Linked DNA regions of Mus musculus: region 1 is linked to region 2. Evidence: chromatin loops called from intact Hi-C (ENCODE). Cell type or tissue: left cerebral cortex. All regions are shown on one strand. Links, peaks and the distances in the headings refer to the core of each region. The heading gives the core; the rest is flanking DNA. Region 1 overlaps Asap2 (ArfGAP with SH3 domain, ankyrin repeat and PH domain 2). Region 2 overlaps Asap2 (ArfGAP with SH3 domain, ankyrin repeat and PH domain 2).

Region 1 (10,697 bases), core at 1,886-9,885, 87 kb before region 2:
TCTCTGGAAAGCCACCTAGACCAGGGCAGTTTCCATGAGCTTCTGCCACAAGAGAAGCGTTTGGGGCTGTAGAAAGGCATGCCACCAAGGCCCTCTGAGCTCTATCCTGTCTGGGAGACTGGCCAAGTTATCTCATAATTCTAACCACAGTCCTTCCTAGGGTGCCTGTGTGGCTCAAAGACAATGGCTCAAGAGTGTGCCTGAGGGCACAAGACTGGACAGGTCCCAAAGGGCTGGCTTTACTGCAGACAGATCCCCCTAGAGGAACACGTTCCCTCTAGATCAGAATGGGAAGCCCCTGTTTGGGAGCGGGAGATAACAGTGGGGGCGGGCCTTGCAGGCAGGAGCTCAAGGCAGCCAGCCAGCCTGTCATCCTCTCAGCAGATTCAATACAGAATGATCAGTGAGGAGAAGGATGACTCCTGGGGAGCAGCTACATTCTCACAGGCCTGCTGTCTCTTGGCCTGGCATTGGGTTCATCTTTGATTTCCCAACAACTATGTTAAAATCAAGGACATTTGATGGCATTTGCTCCACTAGTCAGGAGGCAGAGGGAATAGGGTGCTAAATGAGCCAGTCCCCACCCCCGACCCTTCCCACCTTCTCAGGACAGCACTAGCATCAGAGCTTTAGCCCGTGCATTTCAGGTCTCTACATGAGCTTAAGCCCCGGCAGCTCTGCAGAAAGCATTCCCACCAGATGTTCCCAGAGGTATTAGATACTTTGAACATCTGCTGAGTTGAAAACTGGGTAGGACTGGAATTAATTTTGCCCCTTGAAGACCAAGCAGGAGTAGTGGGTGAGACAGGTTTTCAACATAACTAGTGTTCTGCATCTGCATAGCCACAACAGCGAACGGTGGTTGTGGCCAAGATTCACGGAACATCTCAAGCTGCCACAAAGTCAACAGTGTGATCACGGTGAAGTCTGTCTGCATCACTGCCCTCGGGCATAACCAGACTCACACACTAGTCACTTCACCCACATCCTCAGGATGCAACGATTCACACCTAGCAGGCCTGTGTGCCCTTCCTATGTGTGCTCACTCCTCCCTGATGAGCTGAAAACACGCAGGAGAAAGGTTCTGGAGCAAGTGCTTCTGCACCGTGGTGACAGCTGAGGAGGTGCTGCACCTACCTCACTGTGGTACCCAAAGCTCGGCCAAGCTCAGATGGCTACCAAGTCCTGTCGTGGTACCCAAGGGAACTCACGCATAGGGTAACATCTTTTTAACAGGCTATCTTTTTTTTTTTTTTTTTTTTTAAAGAAGGGTTGAAAACCTGCTTTTCCAGCCACTAGCAGACATCTAATGACACCATCACGTTTTCTCCTCTAACTCAAGCTTAGGTTACAGTCTAGAGGAGGTGACCCGGTAGTGGTCACATGTAAAATACAGTCAAGGCTTAGCATTTTACATTGTAGATGGAATTCTGAGAGTAAGGTTTGCTACACATGGAACCTACCAGACTGAGGAGACAGGAAGCAACACAATCAATCAATCAATCTCTCTCTCTCTCTCTCTCTCTCTCCCTCCCTCTCCCCCCACCCCAACCCAGTGATCCTGTCTCTCCCTCCCTCACAGAGTTGGAGTTAGAGGCACATGCTTACAGCAAGTGCTCTAACCCACTGAGCAATCTCCCTAGCTCAGCATAAAGATGGCTCCCCTGTCACCTAGCTCAGCTTGGCCTGTGGCTCAGTGTAGTGGGTCTGCAGACTGAAGCCTGCTGAGGGGTACAAGCCACACAGGTGGTGGAGACGGCTTGACCAGACTTCTCGATTTGCTTTGAGTGTTAAATCACATCGCACTGGCTCTGAGGTCTCAGTCATGTGGTCTGAAGAATTAATCAGACCGTGGGATGGCATGCTAGGGTTGATGGACACGCCAACAGCCTAGGCCCCTCAGGCTAGTGCTTTGTGTAAACTCCACTGCTGTGCTGGATTGCTGGGGACACCACTTCAGAGGGAAGACTGGCCCACCCTTTCCTGAACTATAATCATGCCACGCACAATGACCGGGGACAAAAGGTATTTATCATATTTTCCTTAAGATGTCATGAGCCCCTTCCTTGTTTCTGGAAGGTTCTGAGTAAACGATTTCTGTAATTGCTGGTTATGGCAGTTCTTTTGTGTACACCACAAAGCTGAGAAATACACAGGAGCAAAAATGCAAATTCTGTAGTGGGAAAAATAAACAACTTTAAAAAAACTCAAGTTAAAGGGCTGTATTAAAAACCTAATCATTTTTGTTTTGAGCTTTAAAAAAAAAACCTTATTACATTTACTTATGTTTTGTGTAGGGAGAGGACTTATGTGCACCATGGTGTGTGTGTGTGTATGTGTATATGTGTGTGTGTGTGTGTATGTGTGTATATGTGTGTGTATGTGTGTGTGTGTATGTGTGTGTGTATGTGTGTATATGTGTGTATGTGTGTGTGTGTATGTGTGTATATGTGTGTGTATGTGTGTGTGTATGTGTGTATGTGTGTGTGTATGTGTGTATATGTGTGTATGTGTATGTGTATGTGTGTATGTGTGTGTGTATGTGTGTATGTGTGTGTGTGTGTGTGTGTGTATGTGTGTGACCTGCAGAAATAGATTTGCTCCTTCTACCACATGAGATCCAGGAATAAAACACAGGTTGTCAGGCTTGGCAGCCAAGGGACTTTAACCCACTGAGCCACCTCACTGGCCTCCAGATATAGCATTTAAAACACCACACAAACAAATTATAGAAACTCCACACAGCAAAACTGTCATGTGAAGAAGGCAGGTGAAAGGATTTTAGGGCTGAGATTCATCCAGAGTAGCTGAGGCTCAAGTGGAGAGGGTGGCTCTCAATTTACAGAGCAGGTGGGACAGGGTTGGCTTCAAAGGCCAAGTCTAACCAAGGACCAGCAAGCCACCAATCAGCACTAGAAAGATAAGAGGCAGATCACTGGCCTCACACTCATAATCCTCCTGTCTCAGCCTCCTGAGTGTTGGTTTTACAAGCTTATGCCATAATACCCAACCACCTTAAGACCACCTTACGGCCTTCAAAAGGCTGAAGCTCCAGGTATGCGTAAAATGACCATTGCTCAGTCTGGGAAAGAACTTACGTGATATGAGGTCGAAACACTTCTTCTCCTCAGGATTGGTCTTCACCTGGCAGGTTAGCAGGTTGAGCTTGGCAGGTGGCCGGTTGGCCTGTTTAAAAACAAATGAAAAAAAAAAAAAAAGATGCAGGTCCTGTGGGCAGTGGGAGACAGTCCTCAAGAGCAAACCTCTTACTAGTTTACATAAGGTTTCCAGGGATGGGACACACAGAGGAATGCTGGCGGTGGGGTGGGGTCCTTGGATCTCAGCTCCACAACAGCTTTCTCCCAGGGCACACCCAGCAGTCTATTACAACCCATCTGACAGGGCGAGGGCCAGGCCCGTGTAGAGGTTGGTGGTTGCTCCAGAGCTAAGAGATTGAGACACAGGGTTCTGACACCTTGGGGTGGCTTGAGCAAGCACACAGCTTCATTCCATGAGCTTTTCAAAGTGTCCTCCTAAGTGGAAACTTCCAAGAAAAGTCATTGGGCACACGTGCACACAAGGGTGTGTGTGTTCTGTGTATGCACATAAAAGGGTGTGGTCTGTGGGTTGTCTGTCCTTTGTTTGTTTTGACTATCTAAAATGAGCACAGGCAACAATCCACAACCCTAAATGCCAACCTCCACTGTCACTTGTTTTCAGGAAACATATTCCACATACAAAAGATCACAACACATTTTATTGGTTTCAATTAAAAAGGGAGAGGGGAACAGAGAATGGGGGACCGGAGAGATGGCTCATTAACAAAGAGCAATTGTTGCTCTTACAGAGGAACTCAGATTAGTTCCCATCACTCACTTGGGTGGCTCAACTTGGAACTCCAGCTCCAGAAAATCTGATGCCTTTTTCTGGCCTCTACGGGTACCAGGCACACACTTGGGACATACATACATGCAGTCAAAACACCCATATACAAAAAATAATAATAAACACTAAGTCTTAAACTATTCTCACTCTTCGCTCTCCTCGGTCACTAGACGCTTCAAGACACATGACCTAGATTTGGGATTAATCCAGAGACATGTCTGTACCTATAGCAGGGCAGGCCTGACAGAGGCTCTTGCCCTCGCAGACCTGGGAATTCTTGCCATTTACTTTACAGAGCTGGGGGTGGGGGTGTAGTAGTCTCCATTAAAATTGTTCAGATCCCTGCAACTTGTGAAATCTGAATATGACAAAGGATGAAGAAGATCTGAAATCTGAAAATAAAAACTACATGATCAGGTTTATCTAGCACCCTTGTGGTTTATGGTCATTTTGATGTTTTTGTTTGTTTAAGACAGGGTTTCTCTATGTAGTCCTGGTAGTACTAGCTGTCTTGGAACTCTCTCTGTAGACCAGGCTGGCCTTAAACTCAGACCAGGCTTGACTCAGTCTCCCAAGTGCTGGGATTAAAGGTGTGTCCACAGATAACATGAACAAATGAAATCACATGACCTGGGCTGAGCAGCCAGGGAGTCAGGGAGTTGGGGAGCAGGGCTCCAACAAACATGCAGGGTTCCACACACTGAACATTTACTATCACCTCCCTGGCTTTGACATGGTTTCCAGAGAAGGTGGGCATTCACCTGCACTTACATTTTTAAAGTTTTAGAGAATTTCATATATGTACACAATGAAATATAATCCTATCTACCCCTCAGACCACCTTACCTTCCCTCCTCCAAACTGCATGTCTTTTGGTTGTCCAGTTAGTGCTACCCACATATGTATGGGCGTGGGGTCATCCATTGCAGCATGGGAAGCTGACCAGTGGCTACATTTTCAAAAAAGATTGAGTCTCCCTCTGCCAACAACTCTGTCATAGCAACTCAGTATGTGAACTACCCATCCATTCAAGGATGGTAGCTGGCTTGCTTATTGGTAGGTCTCATGCAGCTAACCATGGCTGATGCCAGGATACATTTAAGAGCCACAATTTGAGTTATACATTTCCTCTCTCCCCACTTCTGTCTGTCACCTTCCCTCCCTGTGGTCACTCTTTACGTTGAATTATCTTCAAAGACACTTCAACCATCCCTTGAAGGAAATGAAAGCCCAGCACAGAGAAGGATCCAGAGTTTCATCTAGACTAGGGATTTGAAGCCATGAACATAGCTATATGTTAAAGGCTGCAGCCAAGAAGGACCCAGAGGCACTCAACGAGCATCTTAAACACCGCTAGCTCTTACAGGTTCCACTTTAAAGACTGCTTACTTTCTGCTCATTCGGGTTATTAGCTACCAACAAAGGTGTGAGGGAAACTTACGAGAGAACATTCTATCCATCAAATCCCCTCCTTGCTGCCATTTTGGGAAAAAAAAAGTCATTATTCAATTTAGCTAGAGAACAGTGCTGTCTCCTTCCCAAGGCAGCCTGGGTTTAGCAGGAAACTAGCACCTGGGAAGATCCTACCAGCCTTAGAGCTCGCAGCATGAGGGTCACAGGTTATTAGTGATTCTCCGACTTGATTGTACCATTCTACTTTCTATTAAATACCCCAGGCTTTTTTTTTCTGCCATACATATGGCAAGCAGCCTACCACTTACCAGTATCTCCAGTCCTTAAAACACTTTAAAATAGAAACTTGTTCTCTTCCCTCCAAGTGAATAACAATTACTTTTTAAAATGTTGGGCTAGCCAGGTGTGATGGCACATGCTTTTAATCCCAGCACTCAGGATGCAGAAACAGATGGACTTCCATGAGTTCAAGGCTAGCCTAGTCTATACAGTGAGTTCCCAACTGGCCAGTTATATGGTGATACCTTTTCTTAGAAATACATACATACGTACACACACACACACATACATACATACATACATACATTCTTACATACATACTAAAATGTGGGGCCCTCTTAAGCAGCAGGGAACTCTTCCAGCACAATGCCGCGCTCAGGCCTTGGTGGGGTGGCAGTGATGTGAACTCGGTCAAGAAGACTCCTAATAAGAACTCTCATCCCCAGAAAGACCTTCCCAATGCCAGAAACAAACCTGCTATGGCAGTACCTACGCAGGCTCTCCCTGTATCCACCATCCTAGAGGGTACCTGTACTCCTCTGTGGGAGTAAAGAGTGCAGCAATTTCACTTCCCAGTGGCTGCCTGCTTCCAGAAGGGAAAGTCTTTCCCATAGTGCAAGCACGCCCTACGAGCTTACACTTCCCACAGACCCTATTCCAGCTGTGTGCCAGCAGCTGCTCTTAGATTCCTACTTCCTCAGACCCACCTTTGGAAACCTGTCCCCCTTTCCTGCTGGTAATGAAGCAGAGTCAGGAACGACTGGCAAAATGAGCAAGCTACATAGGAGCCAGATTAAAAACCCATACCCGCAAATAATGCTCGCCCAGTCCTCGATCTCAGCCTGGGTCATCCACATCTGCAATATGCAAGCATTTGCATGGCACAGGAACATGGAGGGCCCTTCAGGATCCAGGAGTTGTTATCCAGGCTCCTCTGGGGTAGTTAGGTGGAGGCTGCTCTGGGACCCACCTACAGCTAGAGGAGGAAGTGGCTGCTAAAGCCAGAGGATACTCCCCCCTGCCCCTGCAAGAGGAGGATTCTTGAGAGGGTTCAACTCAAAGAACACAGCTTTTAAAAATACATACCCACTGTCTAAGAAGAGCATCAGCATCCTGGTGGAGATAATTATAACTACTGTCTGCCCCAGAACTGGGGCAACCCATCAAAATTTAAAGAATTTTTATTATGCCTTTGGAGAGCCAGCTGGAACTCTGGAACTCACTTGAAGCCACTTAGAATGCCAGCACGGAATCACCAGGCATGCCCAAGGGATCACAGCCCTGTTGTTGATTTAAGTGGAGGGCCCCTTAGGGACCCCAAGAAAGCAGCTATGCCTTGTAACATGGGAGTTCTAACTTCCTCTACAGTGACTTCTGCATCGACCTGATGTGTGTCTCAGCTAAAACAAACTAATGGACACTGTGGAAATGAACCACATCAGAGAGCATGAGACTTGTCAGGGAAATCCAGCCGTCCTCCTGGCCTGACGTTCTGCATCTAAAGGATGCACACACGGTTACACTTCCCTTAGTCTGAGCAGTAAGGCCCCCTCATTCCTGTGCACCTGCTGTGTGGAGAGAACAGTACATCAAGATCCTAACCGAAGGCTCAGGAGTGAGGAGCAGTTGGGTTACGGGAAGATGGATGACCTAAACTCTCCCGAGTCAGTGCCCTGGGTAGAGGTGACAGAGACCAGGTCAACACTTGCTGAGAATCTGTTCTAGTGTCTTGCCCTTAATGGAATCATAAGTGAAGGGGCAATCCGTCCCCAGACTCCCACAGAACATCTTTGCTTCCATGACATTCTTCACGTTGAGACTTTTTGTTACTCAAAAGTTAAGTTTCTTAAGACCCCATCTTAATGGGCATATATCCAGAAGATGCCCCAACTGGTAAGAAGGACACATGCTCCACTATGTTCATAGCAGCTTTATTTATAATAGCCAGAAGCTGGAAAGAACCCAGATGCCCCTCAACAGAGGAATGGATTCAGAAAATGTGGTACATTTACACAATGGAGTACTACTCAGCTATTAAAAAGAATGAATTTATGAAATTCCTAGGCAAATGGATGGACCTGGAGGGCATCATCCTGAGTGAGGTAACACAATCACAAAGGAACTCACACAATATGTACTCACTGATAAGTGGATATTAGCCCCAAACCTAGGATTCCCAAGATATAAGATACAATTTCCTAAACACATGAAACTCAAGAAAAATGAAGACTGAAGTGTGGACACTATGCCCCTCCTTAGAATTGGGAACAAAACACCCATGGAAGGAGTTACAAAGTTTGGAGCTGAGATGAAAGGATGGACCATGTAGAGACTGCCATATCCAGGGATCCACCCCATAATCAGCATCCAAACGCTGACACCATTGCATACACTAGCAAGATTTTATCGAAAGGACCCAGATGTAGCTGTCTCTTGTGAGACTATGCCGGGGCCTAGCAAACACAGAAGTGGATGCTCACAGTCAGCTATTGGATGGATCACAGGGCTCCCAATGGAGGAGCTAGAGAAAGAACCCAAGGAGCTAAAGGGATCTGCAACCCTATAGGTGGAACGACATTATGAACTAACCAGTACCCCGGAGCTCTTGACTCTAGCTGCATATATATCAAAAGATGGCCTAGTCGGCCATCACTGGAAAGAGAGGCCCATTGGACTTGCAAACTTTATATCCCGCAATACAGGGGAACGCCAGGGCCAAAAAGGGGGAGTGGGTGGGTAGGGGAGTGGGGGTGGGTGGGTATGGGGGACTTTTGGTATAGCATTGGAAATGTAAATGAGCTAAATACCTAATAAAAAAATGGAAAAAAAAACCCATCTTAAGTTAAAACCTTTCTACTGTGTCCAAGAAACCCATCTGTGCTTCTGCCCAGTTATGCCTCTTAAGGGGACTATAGGATGGGAGAAAAGTCTGAGAGAAAGGCTCAGGTTATTGCCCACGCTCATGACCAAGGGAGACATATGTGGTATGAGACTGTATTATATATATGTGTGTGTGTAATATAGTACACATTACACATCTGCATTCAATGAAGGGGTGGCCAACTTGGCTTTGACAATCCCAACCAGTATCAGCCCACCAGCCCCACCAGGTGGGGAGAGTAAAGGCCTGTGGCAGTGTTCCTGATCTCTGGAAACTAAACTGGAAAGTGACTTGATTCTCACACAAGCACCTTACAAGGCTCTATTATAGTGCATGAGCCTTTACGAACAGGAAGAAAGGTAGGAAAACTTAAGGCACATGAGATTTCTGTAAGAAAGATGGATTCCCTTTCTCTCTAGATTTGGTTCCCAAAATCCTGATGAGTAGAGAGATTATTCCTTTCTTTCTAGAGGCAGCAGAAGTCTCTGTAAGTAAGGAGGATGTCTGCATAAAGTTAGCTGGGGCAGCAGGTTTGACGGTTTCTGGAAGTCAAAGGCTACAAAAGAAAAGTGGCCTGAGTGACTGGTTTGTCCTGGATTTGGTGATGCCATGAACAGTGACCAAAGGAGCATGCCCAGGGTGCAGGTGCTCCCCACACAGGCAAGGACACAAGTTTCTTAAGGGGAAACATTTTGAGAATGTGTCCTCACTAGAGCACACATAACAGACGTCAGCCACCACCCCCAGCCGAGAGTGCTGATTAAAAGATACTCACAGTGCCGTGGGAGATGGTGAGGAAGCCATTTTTAACGGAACACTTCCTCTTCTGCCACACTTTCCGGATCCTTAAGGAGAAGAGGGGAGAGCGGGAGAGTTTAGATAAGAACTCAGGAGATAGAACACAGGACATAATCAGCCACGCTCCAACCAGCACCGAGCTGGCTAGTCACCTACCCATCGCTCTTCTTGTAGAGGTTCCCGTTCCTCTCTGTTCCATGCTCCTTGTTTCCCTGAGGTTGATGTAAGCTGTAGGCTGTACTTTGGCGAAGTTGTGAGTCCTGAAATGTGGCCAAGAAACTGCTTTTTAATGTATCTTGTTTAAGTCTCAGTTAAAAAAAAAATCACTACATAAAGAGAAACATATGTGTAAATATTTTATTATTATTATAAAACTTCCCCTCTCATAAAGGCCATTCATCAGGCTATAGAAGGAAATGTCAAAACCAGTATTTCTAGTGTGGTGTCAAGGAGCTGAGTGTTAGAATATTGCCTTACATGTGGCTGACGCTGAATTCCATCCCAGCACTTCCATCTCCCCCTAGACCATCAGTACTTCTAAACTGGCTTTAATATGCCACCTTGGAAGTGCTGGATTTTAATTTGGACCCTGGCAATGGCTAGGGGATCCTGTGGTGTTGAAGCCTTGAGAAGGAAGGTTCTACAATATATTGAGAAAGATCACTGCTTGCCGCATGGGCAAAAGAAAAAGAAAGCCATTTGGCCTTTCTACCTCAGTTTCTTTCTTGGACAACAGGAAACACTCTATAAGACAGTAAATGTGCTAAGGATACATACAGCCACATATGTAAAACACCTGGTACATAAGAGCATTGGTCAAATATTCCCCAGCTCGCCTCATCAACCTCATGGTGTGCACACACGTGTGGGAGGTGGGTGTCACTGTTCCTAATTGTTCTAACGCTGACTAAGCACACCACAAGAGCAGAAGGCATGCATGTGCTCAGCTGAGACTCACAGCATATATGCACCGAATGACAAACTCTAGTACTAGAGTTTCTCAGAGCAAGAACCAGTGGGAAGTCTCCAGAACCCAGGCCAGTGCCAGTCCTGACAGGCCCCCATCCCACACTGAGTACAAGGAGTGACCAGCCAGTACTGGATTCCAGCAGACCTATGGGAGTAAGCTGGAAGATCCCACTAACAGCTCACAACTAGGCAAGAGCCAAGACCTTTTGTGTTTATTGTGGATTCTGTCACACTGGTTCTCTTCTCCTGAGGAAGCAGTTGTGATGATATGAAGAGCTTTGCGTAAGGGGCAGAGCCTCTCAAAGCCAGAGCAGAGTGTAGAAAAGAAGATAAGTCCCTATGCCGCCCTCCTTCCACCAAGCCACACTGGAAGACCCAGAGACTAGGGACAACTTCCTTCTAGGTGTCAAGCAGCAGCTGATCACTCCCAAGAAAGCAAAGGCAGTGGCCAGACAATGAAGAGACTAATATA
Region 2 (10,697 bases), core at 800-8,799:
ACAGAGGCTGGAGTAGGCTGCAGCATACTATACATACTGGGCCAGCAGCAAGCGCCACCTCCCTCCTGAGGACTCATCATCAAACCTAGCTACAGCTGAGCCCAAGCCGAGGCTTCTTAGAGTCTAGAAACAAGCAGAACTGGCTTCGTCTGGCCAAAAGTATCAAGTGTGTTTTCATTTAAAATTTACATCAATGGGAAATGTCCTAATCTAGCCTGTTCAAACTTCTCATTTTCACTGACTGTTTAAAAAGCAAAAGTCCCGGAGCAGCATTAACTATCAAAACACACTGAAGGCAGACTTTTTCCTCTTCCCTAACAATTTTAAATTGTCCACCCACTCAAACCAGAAAGGGTTTTTTCCTGGACTCCATCCCTTCCTCAGCCCCCACAGACTGAGGTCAGCCTGTTCCTCCTGTCCACACTATCCCTCCCTTCCTCCCCCATGCCCAGACACCTACCCATCTCCTACCCCAGCCCCGTCTGCACCCACACTGGTTCAGAGGGATCTTGCTGACACTCGGGTCTGTCTCAAAAGTCCTCCACCGCTCTCTCAGAAGAGGACATAGCCTAAGCTCTGTCAGCTTAACACAGAGCATTAAAGGAGAAGTAGACCAGGAGCAGTCAGCATGTACTTAGAATAAACCCATTCCCTGTTAAAGACAAAGAGACTAAAGGAAAACAATAATTAGGGGGCTGGAGAGATGGCCCAGTGGTTAAGGGTACTGTTTGCTCTTGCAGTGGACCCTGGTTTGGTTCTCAGCCATCCAAGCTCCTGACACCCTCTTCTGACCTTTCTACGGGCTCCAAGCATGAATGCAATACACATACATATATACATGCAGAAAAGAATGCAAATAATAATAATTAACTGTGGCCAGGTGTGGTGATGCATGTTCATGATCCTAGTTGGGGGTGGGGTGGGGGATGGTGGCATGAGAATTTGAAACCGACCTAGGTTATAGAGACCCTGTCTTGAAGGACGAGGAGGAGGAGGAAGAGGAGGAGAAGGAGGAGGAGGAGGAAGAATGCACTGTGTATCTGAGAGAGAAAGAGGGAGGGACTGGGGCATACACAATCATGTACTGGCTTTTAATACTTTAAATTAATTCCACCAATCTTTAAATTCCCCTTGGCTCTTTGATAAGGCCCTCCTATTTAATAAACACTAAATTAAGAGTGTTTATACCATTTTAGTTTTATTAATCTTCTTAACACAAAAGATTCTGGTTTGGAACACTCTCCAAAATACATTTGGTATTGGGCACATTTCAAATTAAAAATATAAAATAATAATAATGCAAAGATGAGGCTACAGGAGTGAGCAGGGTGGCTCAGTGGATACAGGTACATGTTCACACACACACACACGCGTCAATGAAATGTAATCATAACTAAGATGGAGCTACATCAGGAGTCTAGGAGAATCATCATTTTAATCCATCTCTTTGAAGGTCTCCACAGACTTAATGTCACCAGGCGTCCTGAAAACATGGTCTTTGCCTTGTGGTGCTCAATTACCTACAGACTTCAGCTTATACAAATCTGGAGAGATGCTCACTGGGTCAAGTGCTCACCACTAAAGCACGGGACCTGAGTCTGGATCTCCAGCATTCACAGAAAATGCCAGGTTTGAAGGCAAATGGTGGGAAGACAGAGATGGGCGAGTCCCTGGAGCTTGCCAGTTGGCTAGTCTCACCAATCAGTGAGAGGCTCTGTCTCAAAAAATAAAATAATATTATTTCACATATATAATTTATAATATATAATACATATATGGCTGCAATCAAGTAAGATACATATCAGCCTCGGTCTCCACACATGTGCACACCAAACATATACACATGCGTATACTGCACACTCAAATATACATGAACTCATACACACACACATAGCTACTCAGATCCGCCAAGGTCCTTCTCTCTTCTCCAGTGATCTGGGACCACCCAGCGCAGGGTCTTTGGACCTCAGAATTAACAACACTAAGAACAGTAGTGTTCTCCGTGGCCCAGGCATTCTTGTGCACTATGGGACATTTGGTAGCACCTTTGGCTTCACCCACTAGACGCCAGAAGCACCCCTTGCCCTGAGCACTCAAACATGTCTCCAGACCTTGCCGAGAATCCCTCTGAATCACAGCTGCCCAGACTCAGCAGCACCTCTCTCGTCCCACCACCTACCCCATTCTCGAGGAGACCTACACAGCTTGCCTCTCAACCACTTTCTGCATCTTGAGGCACCTTTGGATTCAAAGCACCTTGCAAAACTGGCTGACTGTTTTCTCAACACCATCCTCACAGCCTATCTGACTACACTGCCACTCAACAGGAGCAACATCTCAGCATCCAGCTACTTCTCAGCCACCAGCACACCATGGCCTCTGCTGTGCCTGAGGCTGCCCCAGCTTTTTCTTCCTCTTACTTCACTGCCTGTCCTCTGCCACAGTGTAAGCCTGCCAAGAGCCTTTGGCTATACAAAAGAGAAGGATTTTGGCATGAGCTACACACCCAGCCTTGGAGACTGGGAGCAACATTCTAGCTTGTGAAATAACAAACAAGGCCGTGAGCAAAATCGGAGCATCCAAAGACAAGGCTGGCATTCTGTGCTCCATGCATAACACTGCCATCCTGCAAGGCCTCCTGGCCTCTCCTCATACATGAGGTTCTGGGAGTGACTGTGTCTCCAGGGACACAGCCCCTCCCTGCTCCATGATACAATCCTGATACCAGGAAGACAGGGCATCTGTGTGGTTCAAAAGGTCATCCCACCCAGCCAGGTTCAAACTCCAGGCACCATCTCTGATTTGATTCAGTGGACATCAGTCACTCTAGCCACACTCAGGTTCCTACTCACAGCCTGAAGGGAAAACTGCAGTGGGTGTGTCAGTGGGTGTGTCGGTTGAGAACAGGAGCTGCACTCCTTGTCTGGGGCCTTGGGGGAGGCTGGGAGAGCCGGCTCCCAGGCTCCTGTCTGCACCACTTATCACTGGCAGTCAACGTGCCCGCTCTGAAATTCCTCTGAACACTTCCCCAAACAGGATATGTTCAATCAGTGAGTCATGAAAAGTGGGATATTTCTAGAAATGCAATGGAAGGAAGGTGTGGGAGCGAATTTCTAAAGAGAATGAACAAAAAGACAATATGGAAAGCTAATCAGGAATTTACAGGGCCGGAAGTGGCCGTTGGCTGGGCCTTTGCAAAGAGCCCCACAGCCTCAGGCTGATCAGCCTGTAAGCTGGACTACCCCAGATGTATCCAACTCAGTAACACAGCCATCTGGTGCTAGGCAGGTCCACCTTTCTGCTCCTCAGTTCCACCAGCCCTGGGACTTGGAATGAGAGTTCCAGCTCCTGGATTCACACTGTGGGCAGAGCCTGCTTTGGAGACTTTGGTCAGGATCTGCGTGTTTCCTCCAGCCCCACAGGTTGGCTTTCCAAGTGTCCCAACAGTTTCTGGCTCCTCATGTAATTTTGAGATACTCTTACCACTCAGCAGGGCTCATGGACCAACTGCTCCTACAGCAATCCTGACTCAGGGCAGCCAAACTACGAATGTCTCCAGTCTTACAGATTCAAAATTCAAACCCAGAGAGATGACAGGTGGGACAGTCAGAGTCAGGACAAAGTGGAACCCAAGACTGAGCTGGCCTGGACCTCCGGCTTTTCAACATCTCTTGGGCACCCTTTCTTCTCTAAACGTGGATGAGATGACAACACACACAGACTGTGTTTAACACTCACTGAGAGGACTGGAGACATGGCTCAGCTCTTCTGAAGGTCCTGAGTTTAAATCCCAGCAACCACATGGTGGCTCACAACCATCCTCTTAACAACTCTGACTTCGTCTTCCGGAGTGTCTGAAGACAGCTACAGTGTACTTACATATAATAAATAAATAAATCTTTAAAAAAACAAACACTCACTGAGCACCGTCACCATGTCAGGTATGCGGTAAGTGCAATATAAGTATTCCTTAAACAAGTAAATGAGGTGTTTCCCCGGGTCACAACAGTGTCAGCAGGTGAAGCCAGCGACTGGAGTTCAAGTCCAGCAGGCTTCAAGGCAGATAGACAGATGCTCTGAGCACTGTTCAGGCTAAGGCAGAACACAAGCTCTGTAGGAAACAGGCCAACTGTACCCTTTCTCTGCATTTTCTTTTAAAACATAGTAATCCCAGCCCACCATACTCATAAGTATTACTAAAGAATGAAATCTGAAGAATTTATAAAAAGCCCCTTCTTTGGGCAGGGGGTGGAGATGGGAGGGGGAGTCACAAACACTAAACAGCTATTGAGCCTATAAAGAAACAAGGAGCGCTTTAGTAAAAAGCCTTTCATCAGCATAACCTACACTGCCGGCTCATTGCCACGAGACAATCGGAAGGGCAGGAGAGCAGGCCGAGAGCACAGGTGGTGCCCCTGCTCATCACTGCTCCACAGAATCTTCAAAGCCCTAGCATAATACAGGTCTCCATTATAGCTGCAGATCCCTATCAGAAGCTACCGCCAGAGTTAACCTCCCAGTCCTCCCGAACAATGACTGATGAATCAGACCCTTTCAAAGCCCTATCTCTCAATCTCCTAACACAGAGCAAACTTGGTCCCACTGAGTGAAAGAAACCCGGAACACAGACTGGCAGCTTCTTCCCCACCCTCACGGGCAGCCATTCGGAGCTCTGCTAGCCGTGGATCTGGAATAAACAGCAGCTGGGAGTGTTTAACCTGGAATTTCTTCCTCCCTGCTCCTCCCACACAGGGTGAAACTGGCTCAAACAGCCTCTTGCTTTTTTTTTTTTTTTTTTCCTGGAACTCTCTTTGTAGACCAGGTTGGCCTCAAACTCACAGAGTTCTGACTGCGTCTTCCTCCAGTGCACTGGGTTTAAAAGGCGTGCGTCACCACACCCAGCTCCAAATTCAACCTTTAAACTGCAAGCTTTCCTAGAACCAGTAACTCCACAACTCCCAGGAAGGGGGCGCCACCCCCTGCCACCTACGCTGGATTTGCTGATTACTTTTAAGTGTTTACAAATACTTTCTTGTCTCTTGTTGGTTTCTGATCAGAATCCCTCCTGTGAGCTCCCGGGGTGCTGGAATTACAAGGGTGAGCCACCAACACCAAATCACAAATATTTCTTAACCACGTGTGATGTCCCGGGCACAATTCAGGGTGCTGAGAGCTCTCAGGTCCTTGTCCCCATAAGATTTATGATTTAATAAGGTAAAGGGAGACAAGAATATACAAGTTTTTTTCTGGCTGAAGCCAGTGACCTCCTTCTGGTGAATGGGCTGAAGGTCTATCTTAGATGACCAGGAAAGAGAAAGCAGATGGGTTTTAGAAGAGATGGGGCCAGACTCGGGTTCTAACTAAAAAGGTCAAGTTCTGAACTCCAGCGGAGACAGAAGCTATTGAATAGTCTGGCTGATAATGGCAGGGCTGTGAGCTGGGCTGCAGGAAGAGAAAGGGGGTCCAGGTCAAGGAAAATTAAAGCAGCAGAGTAATTTACAGACTAGGAGATACAGCAGGAGGCCAGAAGTGCTGGCTACAGATGTCACTTCCAGAAAGGGCAGTAATGGCTAGGGCTGAGGGAAGAAAGAATCCCTCACCTACTGCAGGAAGGGCACCTGACCCTCAAGGGCAGCAGGGGAAAAGCCCCTAGGAAGGCACATCTCCAGCGAGAAGAGGAGACAGATCCACCAACCAGCAGCATAAGTGTGGAGATAGAGTGTGGATGCCAGAGACACCCAAACACCGGACAGGCCCAAGGAGAAGCTGGGATCAAGGCAGTGAGTGAGGCCTAGCTGGGCAGGAGCCAGGCTCTGACCTGGAGCTGTGGAGGAGGTGGGAGCTGCACATCACAGTGACAGGTGTTCCCTGGCATCTTGCTAAGAAAACCACATGGTGACCAGGCCCAGCCCCTGCCACACCAGGTGCATGTCGAGAAGTGGCCTGACATTAAGGGCTACAGCAGACTCCTCTTGGTCAAGGTCAGAGAAGGCAGAGGCAGAAACCCCCTCCGAGAACCTGAAGGACACTGTCACCTGTGGCCTGGAAGAGAAGTGGTCGTTTTTTTGGCAGGGGGTTCTTGGCAGCAGACAGAAATGAGCAATGTTGCCTTCCCTTCCTTTCCGGTCTGTTGGTGGGAAGAGGAAATTCCTCCTGCACATTTGGGCACGGGAAGAAAAGGAAAGGAAGTGGTTCAAGGAAAGTCACCAACTGAGAACCGCAAACCAGCCATCTCCACTCCGGGAGGGAGAGATTCGGCTGCCAGGAAGCAAGCTGGTCCATCATCAACCGAGGAGTAAGCCAAAGACATCCCCCCTGCCACGGGACCCCGCCCCCACGCTTTCAGTGAGACAGTAAACACTGCACCTGGCTTTGCTGCCATTGTGGACACTGCTGCCGTCCTCGTCCTCAATGCCCTTGCCAGAACCCCCCTGATTAGAAAGGCAGGCATCTTCCTGGCAGCCTTTGCTTCAGAGAAAATTAAGCTTCTCTTCCTTCCTGATGTATGCAGGTAGCTCAGAAGATGCAAACACTATATTTAGCATCTCCACTCCCTGCAGCAGCAGCAGCAGCAGCAGAGCCCTGATAACATGTGGACACAGTTCTCTCCCTCTGGCGCTCCCTGAGGAGACTGGTCTCCCAGTCACCACTTGCGGAACAGCTGTGGGCTTTCCTTCTAGGGAGAAAGAGCTTAGAGTTCTGCAGGTTCCAACTCCACCCCAGGTCCCGAGCTCAGCCGGGAGTTCCTGCCATGTTTCTATAAGGTAAACACGCCAGCCATGTTGGTGCTGGTCTATGACAGTCTGCACACATCCCCATCACTGGTCCTTTGGATTGCCTGCCAGACCCTGTCCATTCCCACAGGTTGTTATGATGAATGTCTTGTTGTCATAGCAACTACCCCTGTGGTCTGTCATCGTCAGTTTCTGTGTCTGTTTCTTCTGAAAGTGACCTCACAGAAATCCTGGCCTCTACTCACATTGGTAAATGGTCTCATACCTGGAGAGGACAGACAGGCTGTCAATGAAGGACTAGGAGACAAACGTGACAATCCCTTTTGCAAGAATTATGAAGTTAGTCTCAGCCAGCAAAGTCTAGGACCCCTCCTTGCTGCTGCCACCAAAACCATCTCTTCTCCAATACACAGCCTTGGGCATTGTAACATGTCCCTTCCTAGAAATTGGTATACTCCATATGTGGCCTCCAGTGGTTTTATGTGCAGGTGACTCAGGACTACCTAACATGCTTATCATCTTTGCTGGCCCAGAAACACAGCTTCAGGCTTCTACAGGACACCAGCCATTTCCCAGCCAGCAATGCTATTCCACCTTGCGCTATATGCTTCAGACTCCGCTGTGCCCAGCTTAGTAAGGGGTTGGGTGTACATGCTCAGACAATAGAGCTCTCAGGGAGTGTGAGCAGTAGAGGTGAGGCCAATGCTTGCCCTATGGAGGCCACCAAGTACTGTCTTGGCCCAGTGACCAGTCCCCAGAGCAAGAGCAAAGCACAGCCTAGAAGCCACTAGGCAGAATGGAACCCTCCAGCACACACTGCCTTGCCCACAACCTATCTCCAAATCTGCTGGGTTCTGTCTCTGACCATGAATTGATGAGGGTGGGCGGGGCACATGGCCTTCCTCACATAGTGCTGCCTTCCCTTCTCTGCACCACACCCCTACTCTTTCTGCAGGGTTCCTATGTCCTGTGAAGACCATCTGAGCGGTCTGAGGGCAGCCTAGCACCACTCAATAGAGACGCTGAACCAACTCCACAGCCACAGTGTCTCTGAAAGCAGCCTCCGAGCTGCAGAAATATCACAAAAATTCCACAAGAAACAGGACTCCCAACACACCTGAACACTGAGGTGGAAAAAGCTGAAATTTCATTGCTGTTGCATAATGTCACTATCAACTAAGCAGCATAACTTTGCATATATTCAGTACCAACAGAAAGAATTTACATTGGAGTGGCCCAGGGCATGCATTTATGTATACATATATGTTTATATATGCGCGTGTACACACGCGCACACACACACACACACACAAATGCTGTTGCCTGAGTCTGAAAAGTTCAGGATCCCAAGGGCAGTACTGTTCTCACCTCTGTGACAGTCAGAGAGGAAAAGACCATTTCGTCTACCTCACACAGGAAGGGTGCTGCCACCCTGTGCAAAGCGATGCAGATATTCCCGCTACCTGCCCCGAGTAGACTCACTCCCCCATCAACCACCCAACTCACCCCTGTCCTCAGACAGGGCAGAGACCAAGTATGAGAACATAGTACAAACAGGTGAGGATGTGAAAGAGTGGTGGAGGGCATCACACTAGCCTCAAAGCCTGGGCACCACTTAGCTCTTATCCCGAATCCCTTTCTCTTCTCAAGAACAACACTGAGTGAGTGGGCAGGAAGCAAAGACAGAAATACACATTGAATGGGAATGAATGCCCACTATGACAGATGACATGAGCATATTGTTAACGCTGAAGGAGGAGAAGGAGGACTCTCGAGATGCTCCGTTCCTGTGGGAAACAAGTCGAGATTAGGACTTCCTTGGGGTTGTGTGGCTAAGCAGGACTCCTTATCAAATACACAACATGCACTGCCCCGCTCATAACGCGTAAGGTCTGCTCTCCGCAGTCTACAGCAATTATCTGGGTATTATGAATAAGCAGCACCTCTTCCCAGAGCAGCTAATACAGCCGGGATTAATAGTAACCAGCACTAACCATCAGTGCACACACTGCACATGAAATCCCTTCTCAGAGCCTGGACAGAGATGTGCACAGGAGGAGGGTCTGGGCGCCCACATAGTGACGTGGTAGTAACACTTTTGTGATTTTTGTTCTTGTTGTTTTTATGCTTTCAGGGCTTTTTGCTTTGTTGTTTTGCTCTGTGGAATAGGCTGGCCTGAAATTCATGGTGATGCTCATCAGTCTCCTGTATTACCTCTCAGAGAACTTTGTAATTACAGGTATGCAAGGGCACGTGCGCGCGCGCGCGCGTGCGTGTGCGTGTGTGTGTGTGTGTGTGTGAATGTGCACTTGCCAATTCTACAAAGTCATTACTGAGGACTCTCGGACACTCAGCTGGTTCTAGAAAACAAGACGGTCATTCACTCGACAAGACCCACTATAAGGTTCCAGTTCCAGACTCTGGGACAACTCTGACTCCATATCTTACTTTATGAATCATTAAAGACCATCAGGGGGCATCTAGTTGTCTGCAAAGCTTGCAAAAGGTCTATTCTATCCAAACAGTGTTTTGAAAATAACCGAGTCAAAGTAAAAGCGAGAGCTTATTTTACAAAGAAAAGAAAAATGAACTCGCACAGTCAGGAATCTGCGACTGGTTTCAGGAACTGAGAACAAATGCAGGAAGCGGGCTAGTGTGAGTGATGTGGGTACTGTTCTGTAGGAGGACAGCCACTGAGGGAGGGCCGACAATGCTCACGTGGGCAGCATTACTGGACATGGTGGCATTTCCCCCTTACATCTATCCTTACAGCTGGGGGCTGATGGGAACAACAGGGGTCACACACCCTAAAAATGCAGGCTACTGGACATGGAAGCTGCTCAGATACAGGAAGACTGGGGATGCTGGGAGGAAAATTAGGGGATCCAGAATCACTTGAGGATGTGGTCAGAGCATCACTCCTCCGTCCTAGCTGACATGCATCACTCTCCCCTTGCTCAGTTGACCACAATCCTGTCTCAGCTCCCCTGGCAAACCTAGGTGGGGAACCCTAATCCCCACACAGCAGGAAGGTGGGGCTGGTTTAAGACACCTCTGCTAACACTCTTCAGTATCCAAGGGCTGCTTTTCCCTGGTGAGAGCCGGGGCAGCCCACACCTACCAGTGATGCTAAAGACAGTCTGATCCAAGCATATGGCCTGCTGGCACTTTCCCTGGATGGGTTACCTTCCTAAGCAACCTATGGCCAGCTCCCTGAGCCATCCACTCATAAACAGCCTGTGTCCAGACAGGAAGAAGTGATAAGGAGTGGTCATGTGTGACAGCAAGGGATAATAAGCTTTGGGTTGGGGCCAGCATCCAGCCCAACAACTCCACTCTCCTATCTTTTCTACAGAGGCCTGCAGCAGTGGCAGGGAGCTGAACTTGCCAAAATACAGGTTCCCCAGGCTGGAAGGTGCATTTGAAGTCACTGCCCAAGAGTCTCAGATCAAGAAACAGGCACACGGTATAGGGGGGTGGGGGTTGCAGACTGGTCCCTACTGTGGCCTCAAGGGAAAACCCTGTTCCCCAGGGTACACAGCTCTAGAACAAGCTTCATATAAATAAATGCTGCATTGATAAATGACTTTTAAACAGGTTCCTTAAGTGTAGGGATGAGATGGCATTTTTGATATTCTTACTACCATCACTGACTTCTAGTATCCAGCCTTCATTTCTCCATTTAGAGCCAGCTGGGCTGACACTAGCTTCCCAGCTCCTCTCCGGTTCAAGGGGATCAGAAAGACATGTTCGGGTTCATGGAAGCAAAGCAAGCCCTGCTTCAAGGACCTTTCCCCTGAAGTGTGCTTCATCCTCTCCCCCTCCCCCTCCCTCTCCCACCCCAACCCTCCCCCCCCCCCTCTCTGGTAGACCATTGTTTCTCCTTCACCCAGCTCAGGAGCTCCTGGAAGGCAGGAGCTCTGAGCATCAGAGGCCTCTACAGAGCTGCAATGAAGGAGAGAA

The links. Hi-C counts contacts between places; a loop is a spot of excess contacts. Peaks named below come from ENCODE experiments on the same cell type or tissue, not always from the same donor. Only the 100,000 strongest peaks of a DNase experiment are listed, where the experiment ranks them.
Region 1: a loop joins it to region 2, with 2.5 times the contacts of the local background. A loop is called at or near these places in 3 of 42 quality-filtered maps.

What each region holds. Positions count from the first base shown.
Region 1 is chr12:21,216,794-21,227,490 of GRCm38, reverse strand. It overlaps Asap2 (ArfGAP with SH3 domain, ankyrin repeat and PH domain 2), which reads right to left. Exons shown (of 29, transcript NM_001135192.1): 11 at 9,413-9,516; 12 at 9,234-9,303; 13 at 3,099-3,186. Among named protein-coding and RNA genes, the nearest start is that of Gm40855, 29 kb to the left of the region's middle. In left cerebral cortex, for the core only: a CTCF peak has its summit at 6,700; DNase peaks (open chromatin) are centred at 6,704 and 9,249; H3K27ac peaks cover 1,627 bases.
Region 2 is chr12:21,128,373-21,139,069 of GRCm38, reverse strand. The region is part of intron 1 of Asap2 (ArfGAP with SH3 domain, ankyrin repeat and PH domain 2); the gene reads right to left. Among named protein-coding and RNA genes, the nearest start is that of Asap2, 22 kb to the right of the region's middle. In left cerebral cortex, for the core only: a CTCF peak has its summit at 4,967; DNase peaks (open chromatin) are centred at 4,701, 4,939, 8,125, 8,452 and 2 more places; H3K27ac peaks cover 3,282 bases.